Regions from separate parts of the Mus musculus genome. Here region 2 is linked to region 1. A link is a loop called in an ENCODE intact Hi-C map of the cell type or tissue named here. Cell type or tissue: heart. All regions are shown on one strand. Each heading gives the region's core, and the rest is flanking DNA. Links, peaks and the distances in the headings are about the cores only. Region 1 overlaps Mitf (melanogenesis associated transcription factor). Region 2 has its middle 31 kb from the start of Gm24565.

The links. A loop is a pair of places that touch in the nucleus more often than their neighbours do. Peaks named below come from ENCODE experiments on the same cell type or tissue, not always from the same donor. Only the 100,000 strongest peaks of a DNase experiment are listed, where the experiment ranks them.
Region 2: it touches region 1 in a loop (11-fold over the local background); 38 of 42 quality-filtered maps call a loop at or near these places.

What each region holds. Positions count from the first base shown.
Region 1 is chr6:97,999,992-98,008,329 of GRCm38, forward strand. It overlaps Mitf (melanogenesis associated transcription factor), which reads left to right. Exons shown (of 10, transcript NM_001113198.1): 6 at 3,896-4,013; 7 at 6,132-6,206. Among named protein-coding and RNA genes, the nearest start is that of Mitf, 200 kb to the left of the region's middle. In heart, for the core only: CTCF peaks have their summits at 3,403 (motif pointing left) and 5,785 (motif pointing left); no DNase peak of the experiment used is centred there.
Region 2 is chr6:97,756,987-97,765,324 of GRCm38, forward strand. No RefSeq gene overlaps it. Among named protein-coding and RNA genes, the nearest start is that of Gm24565, 31 kb to the left of the region's middle. In heart, for the core only: CTCF peaks have their summits at 2,519 (motif pointing right) and 4,499; a DNase peak (open chromatin) is centred at 655; H3K27me3 peaks cover 235 bases.

The DNA.
Region 1 (8,338 bases), core at 230-8,229:
CACTGGCCATATTGCCATATTTGCCTCCCTTCCATATCACAGGCTAGATCAAGCAAACTGCCACCTCAAGGGTTTCTTGTCCTGACATAATTCTGCTGATAGACAGTGTTATGTAGAGGTTAGAAGCAGACTCTAGATGTTTTGTTTGTTTGTTTGTTTGTTTGTTTATTATTTCATGCTGGGTGTAGAACCCCAGACCTCATGCATGCTATGCAAGTGGTCCTACACTAAGCTATAACCCCTGCCCTTATGCATCTACTGTTGAGTGAGACATTTGACCTCTCTGCCTCAGTTTCCTTGTCTATAAAGTGTTATATCAACTGCAGTGGTCTTGATGCTAGAACTTGAGAATTTCATCCACAAGAAGTGGCTTGACCCTAATAGGCTCCTGTCAAAGCAGACCTCCACTGGGTCTTTATCATCTTGGAATTCAGTTGTCTACTTTAATATCCCCACCACCACCACCACCACCACCACAGTAAAGTTGAACTTGACTGTTAAGTTTAGTTTAGGCATTTTTTCGCCCCGCTTCTTTGATTCTTTGAAATGCTTTGTTTCAAGTTAACTACTTCTTCAAAAGTGGAAAGGACGTAGGAAGGAAGCTGTCCTAAGGGAATTGAGGTCTAGAGGTAACTGTTCCTAGGGCACAAGGGCCCTCTTGTACTCTCTCAAACAAAGAAGAAAAGTCCCCGTTTACTTGGGTTAACTGCGCAATTGATATTCAGACGAAGAAGGGCCCTTCCACAGAGAAAAACAATCACATTTTACAGTGATCACTTCCTTGGGAAAATATTCCTTTTGGTGGTGAGAGGCACCAGTGCGCTCAGTTAAGACTATGACTGGGGCACAGGCAGCAGCACCCTCACCTCACCTTTGCCTGAGCTGCCCAGACTGTGGCTTTCTGGAAGGGAAATCTTGTCCAGAGGTATAAATGCTCTGCATAGAAAGTCCAGCAAAGATGCAGATCGGCCAAGTAGACATGCATCTCTTCGTCTCTCAGTCCAGGGGGTTATTCTGACCCTGTTATAACTTAACTGTGTGTATAAGAGGATTTTTCTAACCCAGAAAGAGAACTACAAAATTTTGTTCTTTTCTTTTTTCCTTTCCCTTTTCTTTTGCTCTCCTCCATCCCCAATTTTATTTTCTCCTCCTCTGTCTTCTCCCTTCCCTCCCTTTTTTCTTTCTCTTCTCTCTTCCCTTCTCTCTCTTCAAAGTATAGTCTGTGATGACCTAGAGATTTGCTTTGATTTTGCTTTGGGATTTTTGAGATAGGATCTCATGTAGTCCCCTGCTGGCCTTGAACTCCTGATCCTCCTGCCTTAGCTTCTTAATGGCTGGATGACAGATATGTGCCACTATGCCCAGTTTTGAGTGAGTTGTACCTGCACGTGCGCGTCTCTCATTTGTCTCTTAAAACATGAACATCGTAACAGAAGTGCATGTTTATATCCAGTTCACATATGAGGACATAAGACACACACAGTTAATATTTCTAGAGCTACTGGATTAATCTTGTAGCTCACTGTTTCCAAGTTTTAATTTGCATTTTTGGTTTATTAATGCTCAGATTTGGACCTGGGAAATGTGTTTAGACTTCAGTTCCTAATAGCTTTGTAACTTTCATCTTTTTGGCCTTTTACAGTGCTCTATGCAAACATGCTAATGCCTCTCGTGGCCCCTTAAGTTGAACAAGAACAAAACCAAACACACAGAGAGCAAGGTTGACCCCTGAGGTGACCTGTTTCTCAATAGAACCTCTCAGAGCAATGACTGCTAATAATCAGGCACCAGTTATCAGAGCCTTTGCTGGAAGGCATTGAAATGTGGCCCAAGGACATTTTAAGTTAGCGCAGTGCATATTCACTGGCGTGTGGCAGGGTGTGGGTGTGAGTATTATGCTTATGAAGATTCTACAAGTGCTCATTTCTCCAAGACCTACCCACCTGCCCGCCCTGCCTGCCCTGCCTGCCTGTCACCACCGTCTTACTAATATACACATCTGAGAGCAGCTTCCACTATGTACAACACCTCCCAGCCCCATCTCTTCATCCAGGGCTTTAGCTCATGCATATACAGAGGCCAGAGACCAGCATCAGAAGTCTCCCACCTATTATTTTTGAGACCTTGCCAATTAGGCTACACTGGCTGGCTGCTGGTAAGCTTCAGGGATTCCCTGTCCAACAACCACTTCAGCCCTGAGGTATAAAAGATATGTACCCAGATTTTATGTGAGTTGGGAATCCAAACTCATATCATTATGCATGAACAGCAAGCAGTTTATCCACTGAACTGTTTTCCGTCTCTTGGATCTAAAACTTAAAATAACCAAAAAGTTCTACAGCCCTTATCTGTCTGTCTGTCTGTCTGTCTGTCTGTCTGTCTGTCTCTCATTTACCTTCTTATCTCCCTATCTACATAGTGTGTGCATGAATGTATGTGTGTGTATTTGTATCTGTGTGTCTATGTGTTTGTGTTTAGGTGCATGTGTGCAACAGCATACGTATGGAAGTCAAATGTCAATTTGGAAGTCAATACAGGGACCCCAGGAATTGAACTCAGGTTGTCAGCCTTGGCAAATGTCTTACCCACTCTGCCATTTTGTTAACCTCCAAATCAAAAACATTTTTAGTGTCAACCTGATGCTTTAAGTAGAGTTTGATAACCAATTGCATGAACTAGGTTACAGTCCAAATGCTGGTGAACTAAAAAAATTAAATACAAAGTTATCTTTTGGCCATATGTATGTATGTATAAGATGTAAATAAAACATAAATAAATTTCATGTTTACATCTAGGTATTATTCCCAAGATAAATATGTGTATAAACATCACAAAATTATAAAGAAGTAAAAAAAAAAAAAAAACCCTAAGTCCTTCTTGTCCCAAGGTTTTCAAGTAAAACTAGCTTATCCTGTATGTGGAGTACCACCTTGCTGTGTACCTCTGGGTCCCTCCATGGTTTAATTCCTCTTTGATGCTTTCTGAAATTACTTGTCTAATACATAATAGAGAGCTATGATCAGGTAAAGGAAAGGCTAATCTGCAACGTGGTGTGATGCAGGTATCAAGGAATCATTATTTGAAATTGTCTGGCAATGCTGAGGGTCCAGGATGGAAGGAGTGATGCATAGCTATTGATTGTCTAGGAAGATTTCCAAGGCATAAGAAGAGGAACTTGTGGCTGTCCTCTCTAGCTAGCTTTGAGAAAATCCATGTCCGACTGGGACATCATTGTCAAGAAAAAATGAAAATGAGGTTGCTGCTTTAAAACAGCCCAGGAGAACCGGAGGAGACAGCACCACTCTGAGTAGTTAAGGCTAAGTTGAGCATTTCTTTAATCCTGCTTTAAGTGCTGTAAATATTTTTATTAAAGTCTTTGAGCTCCCTCTTGTGGCTCTTTGGATAATTTCAATCTCAAGGAAGCCAGCTTTTCTTTTGCCATAAGGACACCGCTTTACAAAAGGGAAGTATTTGCTCATTGCTTTTCTTTATGAATGAAAGCAAGGGAAAAAAAGTAGGGAGAGGTGAAAGATGGAGGAAGAGAAACGTCCTCTGATGGAAGCCACGCATGGACTCCTATTTCACAGGAATACCTGGCGCCCAGGGGACATTTGCCACTTTTGGCAGCAGGTGACACCTTGCCAACATGTTTGGAATGTGCCCACCAGACAGAAGTCAGTGCGGGCACCCTTCTTACTCCCTATATAAACAGATCATATAATTCTGTGTGAGTCCTCAGACTTTCCTGTTTTAAAAACACAGTTCTTTATAGCAAAGAGTGTTGTTTCCATAAAGCCTGAAATAGAGTATGAGTTTTATTGAAAAAAAACAAAAACAAAAACAAAAAAACCTCTGCAGTCAGTCAACACCCATTGCTGTTCTTGTCTGTGTCTAGTTACCCGTCTCTGGAAACTTGATCGACCTCTACAGCAACCAGGGCCTGCCACCGCCAGGCCTTACCATCAGCAACTCCTGTCCAGCCAACCTTCCCAACATAAAAAGGGAGCTCACAGGTACGTACCTAGCACAAATGCTTCTTACTATGATACTCTGTTCTCTTCCCCACTGGGGAGCGTTACCAACGGAACAGCAACGTTTCCTGTGCAGCTAGTGGGTGTTCTTCCAGTGTGTTCGCTTCCTGAGCCTCTGTGCAGTAATTTAATATACAGTATTAAGACGTTAAGTTGCCAGTTTCCAGGGTTGCTGGGAGCCCTTTGGGTTGAGGGTTATAGGCAGTACACGCCCCTGTAAAGTGCCTCTCCCCTACCCGCTGTGTATCTTGCTTGCTGAGCCCCTGGAGTCTTGACTTAGGGGATCCTGCTTTGAATTTTCCATCTGAGTCCACACTTGGGATCGAGTAAGAATGTATTTCTTACATCTTTCGATGCCTTCTCCTCTTTCTCCTGTATTGTGTGCATGAGATTTATTATAGAAGGAGAAATAAATCATAAAATGGAGCCATCAGAATGTTTGCTCTTGAGGCAAGTGTGAAATTACCTATTTTGCCACTTTGTTTGATGCTTTAGGGAAGGCATTTGACCAATAAAACATGACAGAAACTGTATTAGAACCGGCATTCTACCATGGTGAATTTTATGGTCCTTGCCCCAAATCCCTTTTTATTATTTAGTTCTTGCCTCTTGCAAAACTTGGGGGTGGGGTTGAGTAGATGGGGTACGGATTGTTGCAAAGACTGTTCTGTCCAAAAGCATTACAACAAAAACTATTTCAGAACATTTTAACATAGGAAAAACAGGGTTTTTTTCCAGAAAAGTGTTAATTGGGGCTCAAAAGGTAATTTACTAATAAGCAAAAACTTAAAAACCATTAAGAAGCAGTGGACAGTAAGACCTTCTTACCCTTCTATATGAGAAAGCAAGCGAGAAAGTGGCTTGGATTGACCATCTGAATTTGGGAGATTCTAATTTTAATTCTGTCTGCACACACACACACACACACACACACACACACACACGTGCATATGCAGTTAGGAGTTTCATGATTACAGGTTACATCCTGGGAAATAGTTCACCTGATGATTTTGCTGTGGTATGAGCTTCACAGTGTGGCTTTACGTAGACCAAGAAGGCTGTAATATCATTAAACGGTGTCATCTTAATTACACTTATTAATTTATATTCAGTGTACAGCCTCTCTTTGACTATTTCAATGTAGTGTGAGATGGGTATATACATTTATGATATATAAATATACCATATATATCTTGCTTTTAGAAAGGAAACTAGCATGGTATGATAAGTCTCAAAATCAATAAACAGCACAATTTGTTTAATACTTTTATTTGTTTCTCACATGATAAAAAAAATCTCTTGACACTAAAATATAATGCAACTTCTCAAATGGAATTGCCACCAAATATATCTAGACCCTTCCTAGACAAGTTGTAAATACACAGTGACTCCTAAGAATTGTGACATGAACACGTTCTAGAAGATGCTGACAGAACCTGACTCCACATTCTGGAAAAACAAAACAAAACAAACCAACACTACCAACAACAACAAAAACAACAAAAAAAAATCATTCTCCTGAGTTAGGCAAAGGCCATGTAAACAGATCCAGAAATATTCCCTGCCAGTTTCCATGTCACTGCATTACAAAGGCATACAATACTGGAAAGTTATTTGTCCTGAAAATAAAGTTTGACTCTTAATAATAGAATATGCCATCAAGGGCTGGAGAGTGTTTAAGAACACCCACACAGTGGCTCTCAACTATCTGTGGCTCAAGTCTCTGGGATCTGATGCCCTCTTCTGGCCACCTTGGGCATTGCACACACATGGTGCACGGACACACAGCACATAAAATAAGTGAATCTTAAAAATGATATGATATCAAATAGTTTCTATTCATTTTATTCTTTTTAGTACTAGCATGTAGACTTGCTGTACTGTGGCTTGTCATCTGGTTTGTAGAAACTGAGCTTTTCAGAGATTTGGCATATGTAGCATTAAAAGAGGCAGAAGTCTATAGAAGGTGTAATTTGAAAAGTCACATTTTCATTAGACTCCAGTGAGTTAAGTTTCAAATGTTCAGAAGAGATGCTTTGTAATTTACATTGTTATGTCCCTCAAAGTTCCAGTTTCTAATGACTTCATTCACGTGCACAGCGTGTATTTTCCCCACAGAGTCTGAAGCAAGAGCATTGGCTAAAGAGAGGCAGAAAAAGGACAATCACAACTTGAGTAAGTTTGCTTAATTTATATCCATGGCATTAGACATTAAAGTCAGTGTTCTTCATGTATCAAAAAGGTGATTCCAGCAATTTCACAGGAAAGTTACTATTTCTCGTTGTTAAAGGTACAGTGAGAGTATTCCAGAGAGATTCTATTTCAGATCAAACTATATCCATATCTCTGTCTATATATATTTTTTTCCAGAATATACATTTACATATATATGTTTTCTCTGTATACATATATATACACATATATGTACTTATATGTGCAGAGAGAGATAGAGAGGAGAGAGTATCTATGTGTGTATGTACATATATATATATGTATATATATATATATATATATTTATCTGTGTGTGTATGTGTGTATGTGTACATATATATATGTGTGTGTGTGTGTGTGTGTATGTGTGTGTAGAGAGAGAGAGCTACAGAGAGAGGAGAGACAGAGAGACAAAGTTTTATATTTTTGAAGAACTGTTTTTGTTTGTGGTAGTAGGTGTGGTGTGGTAGTGGTGGTGGAGAGAGAGAGAGAGAGAGAGAGAGAGAGAGAGAGAGAGAGAAGGGAGTCTTGATCTTGATCCCCAACTACCCAATTATAAGTACTGCACATTGGAACTTATTAGCAGAAGGGTATTTGGAGATCATCTTTTCCAATGAGATTTCAAGGTTAAAAAAAGACAAAAGAAAAGGAGAGAAGCACAGAGAAGGTTGTGGTGGGTGAAGTAGCCAAATGATGTCTATCTGTTACTCTGAGGCATTATGTAACACTAGAATGTCTTTTCGTGTGGGGCTTACTCTTCACAGAACCTTGAAGCTTTTACCTGGGAAAACTGTATGCTTAAGGTACACATTGACGAGAGACTACACTGTGGAAATAAAGGTTGGGTGCAGAGGTAGGGAGTCCCATAAGGGGGCTCCTTTTATGCTGTTTCTTACATTGAAGTTTAAGAGTGAGAGTCCTGTATAGAAACCTTGCTCTCAATGTATGAGAGAGAAGAGCCCCTCTCTGTTCTATTAGCCAGGAGAAAGCATCGCTAGTTTTCAGGTAGGTGCTGTTTTCCTGACCTTTCCAAAGAAGCTAGGTGCACATCCTCCTGCTCAGGTCCCCACAGAGCCTTCGCTCAGCATTGTCAGTAATCGCAGATGGGCTCGGCTCTCAGCTGGAGAGCTGTGAATACAGTCTTCAAGTCTTGGCTAATTCCTGGGAAGTAATTCTCAGGGTCCTGTTGACCTTGACTCAGCCCTGCCTTTCTAGGATTTAGCTTGTAACAATACTTACTTGCTGAAATGTGCAATACTTAATACTTAATACGTTCAGTTATTCTTTCCACCACTACAAGTTATTGAGCTCCATTTTGATACAAGGAACTTTCTGTAGAAGCAAACTGGACAAACGGGTTTTCTACTGGTGGGCATGTTCAGATGTCAGGTGCCTCATACTAATTACCGAGAGGAACAAGGAGGATAACAATAGATATCACACCCCATTATGAAAGGAAGCATACTAGAGGGATGATTCGTGGGTCCACTGGCCAAGATCTAGAAACCAGCTTGTCTGTGACAGTTGCCCCAGGCATGTAGAAGTTGGTAATGTTAATGTTCCTTTGACCTTTAGCTTCATACACTTTAGGGTGTTGTTTTATACTTTATAAGTTTTATAAAGTCATATCACTTTTATAATAACTGTTTGAAGAGGCAAATCCTACCCAAAAGGTAGCTGGGTCATCTCTAAATGTTGACAGCAAGAGAACCCAGAGGCATGCAGGGAAGTGAGAGAAGGCAGGTGTGGGATATTTTAGCAAAGGGATTCTTGTTACACTTAACATGCCAGCTCACATCATTGCCTGGGATGCAAAGGTGACAGATAGTAGGTGAACAATACGTATGAGATTCAGAGTTCTGTGAGAAGAAGAGGTGGAGCCCAGTGAACATAGTATCATGATAGGCATGGGGCTCATGGGTGAACTTGAGTTGCTACTTACAGGAGGAGAGGGCTCCTTAGGGGTCTGGAAGAAGAGTGTTCTAGGCAGAGGGGATAGCAGAGGAAGATGGCCAATGCATATCTGCCTTGGATGTATGTGGGACTAACAGCATCAGTGAATCCATCAGCAGAAGAGCACAGGTCCATTGCCAGAG
Region 2 (8,338 bases), core at 205-8,204, 240 kb before region 1:
GTGTGTGTGTGTGTGTGTGTGTATGTGTGTGTGTGTGTGTGTGTAGGACAGCAGTTAAGTGTCTTCCTCTATTGCTCTTGTGGTTTTTGTTGTTGTTTGGTTTGTTTTTTATTTGATTATTTGTTTGTTTTCTGAGACCATGTCTCTCATTGAACTTGAATGATGATCTGACTGGAAAGCTCTAAGGAGCCACCAGTCCCCATCTTCTCAATGTTGGGTTTTAGGTATGTTCCACTGAACCTAGCATTTTAAATGGGTGCTGAGAACCTGAACTCGGGTCTTCATGCTTGCAAGGCAAGGATTTCATTATTGACTGAGCGATCTCCCCAGCTCTGAGCAGATACACTTTCAAATAGAGTGTCCATATCTTATCATCTAAGAGAAAATTTCAAAACAGTTCTTGGACAGGACATCAGAATAACAAGCCAAACAGAGGCTGTCCGAGACAAAAGGGGACATGTGGTTACTTTTCTTGAGGAGCAACTTGCTAGAAGGCTGAGAGCCATCACTCCTTAGTAACATCCAAGAGCAAGGGAGAAGAAGCAAAACATATTGAGAAATGAAACCCTTAAACGGTGAAGATCAACCCCAGCCCTGCCAAGCTGAGTGAAACAGCCAGGAAGATTAAAATCAGTTGATTGCAAAATGTTAATAGAGGAGTGAGGAGTGAAAAGCCAGAAAAGACACACAAAAACATAAACCCAGCCAAACAAATGGGTCACAAAAACCTGGGGCCTGTCACACAGGCAGAAAGAGAGCACTCCAGGGAGAGCCTGTACTAGACCAATTAAGTCTGATGACTAGAGAAGAAAATACATTTCCAAAGGAAGAAGGTCTAAAAGGGGATCAGCTGACTTAGGAGAAGGCCAGCAAAGGACTCAGGAAAAGCGCTCTGGAGATGTTAACTGAGAAACAAAGAAGCTGTGCCAAGAAAAACCACCTGCTGGGCTGGAGAGAGGATTCAGCCATTAAAGTGTTTTGTTCTGCAAGCTGGAGGACTTGAGTTCGAGCCCCAGAACCAAAGTTTTTTAAAAAGTGGGAATGCTTGAATGCAATTGTAATCCCAGTGCTGGGGAGGTGGAGGCAGGCAGATCCTTGAGGCTCAATAGCATGACACCCTGTCTCAAAAAAAAAAACCTGATGACACCTGAGCTTGACCTCTGTCCTTACGCATGTGCACAGAAACACATGTGTACTCCACGTGAATACACACATGCAAACTGTTAGAAGGAAATTGTTATGGCTTATTTTTAGTTTTAAGTGTGTTTAGGCCTCATTAAGTAATCACAGGGAAGCAAGAGGCCCTAGGCTCCTGTCTTCCACAGCTGGCAGCTGGCAGCTGCTTGTCTAGGTACTCTAAGTTCATTCCAGTGCTGCAAACCCATAGGCAGTCGGCTACATGAGTAAGCTTGTATAGCAGAAAAGGAGGTGATCTCAAGTCTCAGGACATACACTAGATAAGGCTGTGTGTCCCAAACTCATAGGGACACACAGGGCTTTAGGGCCGAGGCAATGCTAGGCACTGAGAAGATTGTATTTCCCAAGGAACTCACTCAGTCAGGGAAAATGTGTGTGTGTTCGTGTGCATGTGTTACTGTTTCGTGCCACATCAGCCATTTTTGCCCTTTCTTTACACTGACACCCAAGTTCTCATGGTCATAAACTATTTCCCTTTCACTACTCCGAGTCTCCAGTACTCTTGTTATGCAGTAAGGACCATTGTTTCTCACCATACACACACACACAGAGTCATCTACTAATTCAGGGTCTCGTCCAGCAGAAGGTTTCTTGTAGCCTCTAAGGTCATAGACACAGGCACAAATGGCAAATACTGCTTCCAGCAGGGGACCCATCCTTTAGGGACTGGAAGGTTAGACAAATGGCTCTGTGTGTGTGTGTGTGTGTGTGTGTGTGTGTGTGTGCTCCCAGAAATAAGCGAGATTAAATGTGGAATTGCTTAAAGCTTAGCAAGGGTATTCTCTAACTCAAGCTCCCCACACACACACTTACAGGTCCCATTCTGACAGCTTGATGGATCCTCCCTGGTTTCCCATTGTGTACAGAGCTTCAGATCTGTGTGGGCTTTAAGCAAATACCACCTGTTTTCTCTGCAGCAGCTGTTGCAAATAGCAAGGATGGATTGGGGCTCCGAATAGGGTCCTCAGTGAGAATGGGAGGGAGAGACGGAGGACAGGCTCTACAGAGTGCAGCTACAGCCCTTTCATCATTTTGAGGGACCACTGACTCCCCTGGGTTGGAATGCTCTGCAAGAAGTGTGGCCCGATTTTTTTGTTCATTTGTGACTGTGTTCTCCTTCTCCTCCTGTGTGAGCCTCTCAGAGCCTTAAAAGCTTGGATTCATCACTCTGTGGATGAGTGACCTTGGATGTAGCCTTTTGGTCTTAGTTTTCCTGTCCGTAAGCAAAGGAAAACTACAGCTGTCTTTGTGGCCACTGGACACATGGATCGAAAAGTCTTGGGGAAGTCTCAAGGGACTGTCTGTCCTGCGGCATGTGCCAACAGTAGATGGCGCTCCTTCTCCTTTGCCAAGACAGAAAAGGTTAAAGGACCAGAAGAGTTGAGTCTTCCATAAAACAGTATGAAGGTACCCATATTGGCATTCAGTCTTTTGCCTCTAAGGTCAACACAGATGTTGGTCTCAGCCTTCAGCCAAGTCCCTATCCCAGGCTCTGATTGGGGGAAAATCTATACACTGTAGTGGTTTAAATGTGACACACATTTTGTGAGCTCCTGTGTTTGAATACTCGATCGCCAGCTTGTGACACCATTTGGGGAGGATATAGAAAATTTTGGAGGAAGTGAAGCCCATGGAGATGTGGGTGAGCAGTGTCTATGTCATGCCTTTGCTCCTGTAGCCAACGCCACTCCCACCCCATCAACACCGATGCCTTACTTCCCATGACACACTATACTCTCAAATGGTGAGCCCAGTCTCTTAAGCTATTCCTGTCAGGGGTCTGTCACCTGCACAAGAAAAGTCCTTATTAAGTTGGCCATTACTCATACTGTGAACTAGGCAGGATGCCGCTGCAGGGGAAGGGATAAACTTACCACAGCATGTCTAATATGGACAAGAGAGGCTGGGTTGGGTGGCTTGAAATGGGTGGGGATCTTCTAGTATACAAGTGAAAATGCTGTCATTGTAGAGAGCAAGGGGAGTGTGGATCCAGACACCATACTTCAGATTTAGCTCATTTTAAAGAGCAGATGGAAGCCGTGTGATCGTTCATGTCTATAATCCCAGCATTTGGGAAGCAGAGGGAGGGGCATTGGTGTGATTTCCTTTGAGGTCTACTTATTAAGTTCTAGCCCATACTGGGCTACAAAGTGAGGCTGCAGGTTAAAAAAAACAAAAAAAAAACAAAAAAAAAACTGGAAACAGATTAGAGCTCTGTGGCAGAGTGCTCACTCAGCAAATGCAAGGGTCGGGGTTCAAGCTCCAACACTACAACAAACAAACACACAAAAACAAAACAAAAGCAGCTGGGATATCCTCGACAGTGTACCTGCTTTGTCACATCAGAAAACGAAGGTCCTTGGCTCTGTGACTTCTAAAACAGAGACATTTAGCATATAGGAATGAAGAGGCTGCTATGTTAATTTAACGTGAGGGATTGTGATCTAAAACCACAAATGGACCCAAGAAGTAAGCAGTGGGCAAGGCTGGGTTATGCAGCCATGGTTCTGGGAGGGACTTCCCAGTGGCAAATACACATTTGGGTGGATGTCTAGTAAATTATAAAGTCTAGGCAGATTTGCTTGCTTGTCCTGTGAATAAGAGAGAATTCTTTCTGCCTTCTTCAACCTTCACTATGCCAAGTCACACATTTTCCTGTCCTTATAAACTTCATCGGGATGGACTATGAAGTCTTCCATACACCTACTCCTTCAGTAGAAGGCAGAGAGGGAATGTCGGAGCATGAGACAAGTTTCACATCACAGCAGACAGGAAACCCGAGGAGGAGATAGCTGCTCGAAGCTGCTATTGTCGGTTTGAGAGTGAGTGGATAGCAAAATCATAACCTCTTAATTCTCAGTGGTCAAACATCATCTTTATTGAATAGGTGAGCATGTTGCTACCTGGGAAATAAGAATGACTGGTTTCAAAGTGGGATCTGAAACTAATTCTGTTACATGGTAGGACTACCCGCAACTAACTATTTATCATCCTTATCTTACCCCTGATCTTCAGAGGAGACAATAGATTTTTCCTTCCCCATTTTACTTACCTTCAAAATCCACTGTCCCACCAACCACCCAATGCAGCCAATCAGTGCAAAGAGCACAGGGAAACTTTAACACCAAGAGGGGGGCAGGGCAGGTGGGCTGTACTCAATAGGGCAACACAGAGAGGCAATCAATGTCATTTGAATATCATATGTGGAGGAAACAATTATGAAGCCCAGGGAATTGTCCCAAGACTGGTTTGGCATTGAAATTCCGGGCTGGAAGACCTGGAGGCCTCAGAACTGTGTCTGTGAAATTCCACAGGGAGGCAGCATGCCCTCATGGTGTCTATAACCTGAGGGATTTAGGATGCTAATTTTTGCTTTCACGGGCAGCAGAAAGCCTCAAAGAATCTCGGGCTCACGTGTCTATCCAGGCCCTTCTCTTTCAACATTTCAAAGCACAGCTGGATGCTGGGGGCACAGCTTTGAGAATTAAGGACAGCAATGACACTGTTCCCACACTGGAACCCAATGTTTTATGTCATGTAACCTCCCTGCAATCCCTGAGCATCATCTGGTGTCCTGTCATCATTTCTCACCCAAGGACACTATGGCTCAGAGTCATGTCACCATGTGAACTGGGAACCTTGATTTACTGTATTTTCTTTGGAAAAGTCTTTGGACCCTGCGGTGATAGAAGGAAGGAGTCTTCCCAGATTGGCTCTGTGAAATCATTGCTTACTATTTGGATGCAAACTTGAAAGACCAACAGCAAAATGGTGGTAGTAATAGTTGGTATTTAAGAACAATGCCAAGCACAATGGCGAGGACTTTAAATATGTTGTGCCACTTAATCCCCCAAACTATGCGTACTGTCCCAAAGGTAGTTGTGTGCTCAGAGCAAGCAGGCTTTGTATACATTCTTGCTTTAATCTGTGTTCTTCTCCGCAATGATTATTTTGCTCAGTGCTGTGACCAAATATCTGATGAAAGCAATTTAATGGGGGAAGAATTATCTTGCTTCATGGTTTGAGGGTGCATCTCTTGGCAGGAAATTCATGGTGGTAGGAACATGGGGTATGTTGTTGGTTATTTCTTCCCTGCCCCTTTCTTGTCCTCCCAGAAATTCTATCACTATTTATTCTGTTGAATTTATCTTCTTGATGGTAATATGATTAAGCACATATTCAGAGATGAGGAGATGGTTAATTTTGCTTATATTCCGTTCCTTCTCCTTCCCTCCTTTCTCTGTACACGCTTCCTTTTCATGGAATTTCTAGCAGTTGTGTTTCTCTTCAGTCCTGCCTTTAGACAGGGTCTTTATTCACATTTGTACCTAAAGTCTCTGAGATTCTTTTCTCCCACTGGAAAGGTAATAATGAACACATATTGGTGCATGCATTTTACCGCCTTAAAGCTTAATGCTTGGCAATGGCTGCTCAGTTCTACCTACCTACTGTGTTCCCAGTTGTGCCTACTATGGTCCCACTTTATAAGGAAAAAAAAGCTTTTATTCATTACATTTTTTAAGATTTATTTATTTTATGTGTATGAGTATTCTTCTAAATATGTATGAGAAAGGGACATAAGATCCCCTGGGGCTACAGTTATAGATGGTTGTGAGCCACCATGTAGGTTCTGGGAACTGGACTCAGGACCTGTGGAAAAACAACCGATGTTCCTAATCACTGAACCATCTCTTCAGTCCCTATAAATCAGGACGCTAAGGCAGTAGAGCTTCAGGGACTTGCCTGAGAGCACATGGTCAGCATTCACACTTTATTCCTGGAGTTCACAGACTTGCTAACCCTCTTCAATGGGAGTGGGGTAAGGGAAGGATTTGATGTTGTAACATATTTATAATTCAATACTGAATGCATGTGGGACAGTAAAACTTGTGTGCCAGGAAGCTTGGTAAGGTAGAGCAGGTTGAGACCCGGAGATTCGGTGGGCACACACCTGAGACTTAGGCGACTCCATGCTCCCTGCAAGATTCCTGTCCTGGAACACGTGTCACACCCCCCACATAAGGAAATGTGACTTGTGATCTTGTAAGCTCAGAACAGAATTCTCCATGCTAATGAGGTACCTAGAGGCCCTCAGAGCTTAGCCAGGTATGTCCTTCAGATGCCAAACCTTTAGTGTCCCATTTTAGGACCTACCAACACAATCCCAACATCTCCCAAAATGGTACCCTGGACAGAGGAGAAATGTTCAAAACACAATATTTGGGGGCAATTCAAACTGAAAACCTGACAAGGACCTCACCCAAGGTTTCAGTTTCTAGAGCCTGGGCTTCTCCCCTCACTTGGAGACATCTTTTGTAGTGACGTTCCTACCATCAGGACTTGAGGGACCATTTTCAAATCAACATGCACACATACACGATGACAGAAAGATGCCCTTGTTCCCTGGGGGGTCCTTTGGCAATCCTGGAAGCAAAATGCTAATAATGCTGTCTCCTTAAGAGATACTTTCATGATTCTGAGGAAAATGTAATAGGGTCTTAAGAGTGAGGCTGCCCCTGGAGATGTGGGGACCTGTCACCAGGATAGAGGTGTTGGAGGTGTTGAGCTGAATGAGCAGACAGTGATGAAGTTGAGGTTGGCTTCTGCCTGCTCACTCCAAACCACCCTGCTTGCAAATCAACAATAAGGTTCCGAAGTAACCTCACCTGTAATTTACAGATTATCCCCCGGCTGCTTCAAAAGCAGTTTCCCCCCAAGGATGTGCCACAGGAAGTTCCTTCTTAATTATCGGGAATTATTAAGATTACCATTTAGTAGTGACTAATTGTTTCCTATTTGGGCTCTCAAAAGTGCTTAATTATACTCAGAGAATAATGTGCTCTGGCTTTATAAATAAACCTGGATACTATTGAAGTCACTTTTAAAAGCCCAAAGGGAGTATGCTCTAATATTGGAGCACGTGGGGAAGTCAATGTCTTCTCCATTGTGTTCCGTTCTGTTCCGTTCCCAGGGTGGCTGTGTAACCTTACACCAGCTGAGAAAATTAACACTATAGTGCTTACCTGTTCAGGGTCCTGAAGGCTAAGCTATTGGCTAAGCTCCAAGTCCCACAAGCCTTATATACTTCAACATGTTATCTTTGCCATAGTTCTGTAAGTGTCAACTAGGGCAATCCTCAAGTGGAGAGATTATGATGTTCAATCTTTTGGTTTGTTTAATGCTCAATCTATATTGCCAACTTGAGGAGATTTAGTCTCACCATAGAAACACACCTATGGGTTTGTCTTTGAAGAAGTTTCTAAAATAGATGAACTGAGGCAGAAAGACTCACCACAAATGTGGGCAGTTCCATTCCATAGGTTAGGAGCCCCTGATTGAAAAAAAAAATTGGAGAAAGCCAATTAAGCACTAGCAGGAATCTCTCTCTCTCTCTCTCTCTCTCTCTCTCTCTCTCTCTCTCTCTCTCTCTCTCTATCTCCTTCCCTGCTCAGATGAACTGTGACTATGAAATGTGACTGGCTCAGGCTCCTGCCACCATCATTTCAATGTGGGGGTGGACTCTGCCATCAATTGTGAGCCCAAACAAACTCTCCCTCCCATAACTTGTCCAGTATTTAGTCACAGCAGAGACAAGAGTAACTGATTCAGACTAAAGCACGGATATTAAGGACTTTGCCTTTGGTTTCACAGTGAATAAGGGCTCCAGGAAACAAGAGGTCTGAAAGGTAGAGACTGTGTGCCCCCGACATCCCACAAAACAAAATCAAAGCAGCCCCCTCACCACCACACATGCATTTCTTTTAGAAATGAATCATTTCAGATGAGAGAATCGATGAACTGTGATTGGCTCTGAGCTGGCATTTTTTTGAAGTGGGCTGAGAAGAATAAAGAGAGTCTTTTAGTGTCTCTGTTCACCATGCAAAGATTTTTTCTGAGACAAATGTGTTATTTCTTACACACCTGAAGCTGTGGCTGCACATTTTGACACTAAAACCCCAATCTGATCTGAGAGTCTTGTGCGTTTGATTCTGAAAGGTGGGGCTCTCGTTCATTAAATGCCAACGACTCTCTGAAGCTCAAATCTGCATCCAGAGTGAGATACTACTGCCCTTGGCTTCTGTAGCTAACACTTGCATCAGCTTTTTGTAGGATTCTTACATACCTCACCATACCTTTCACA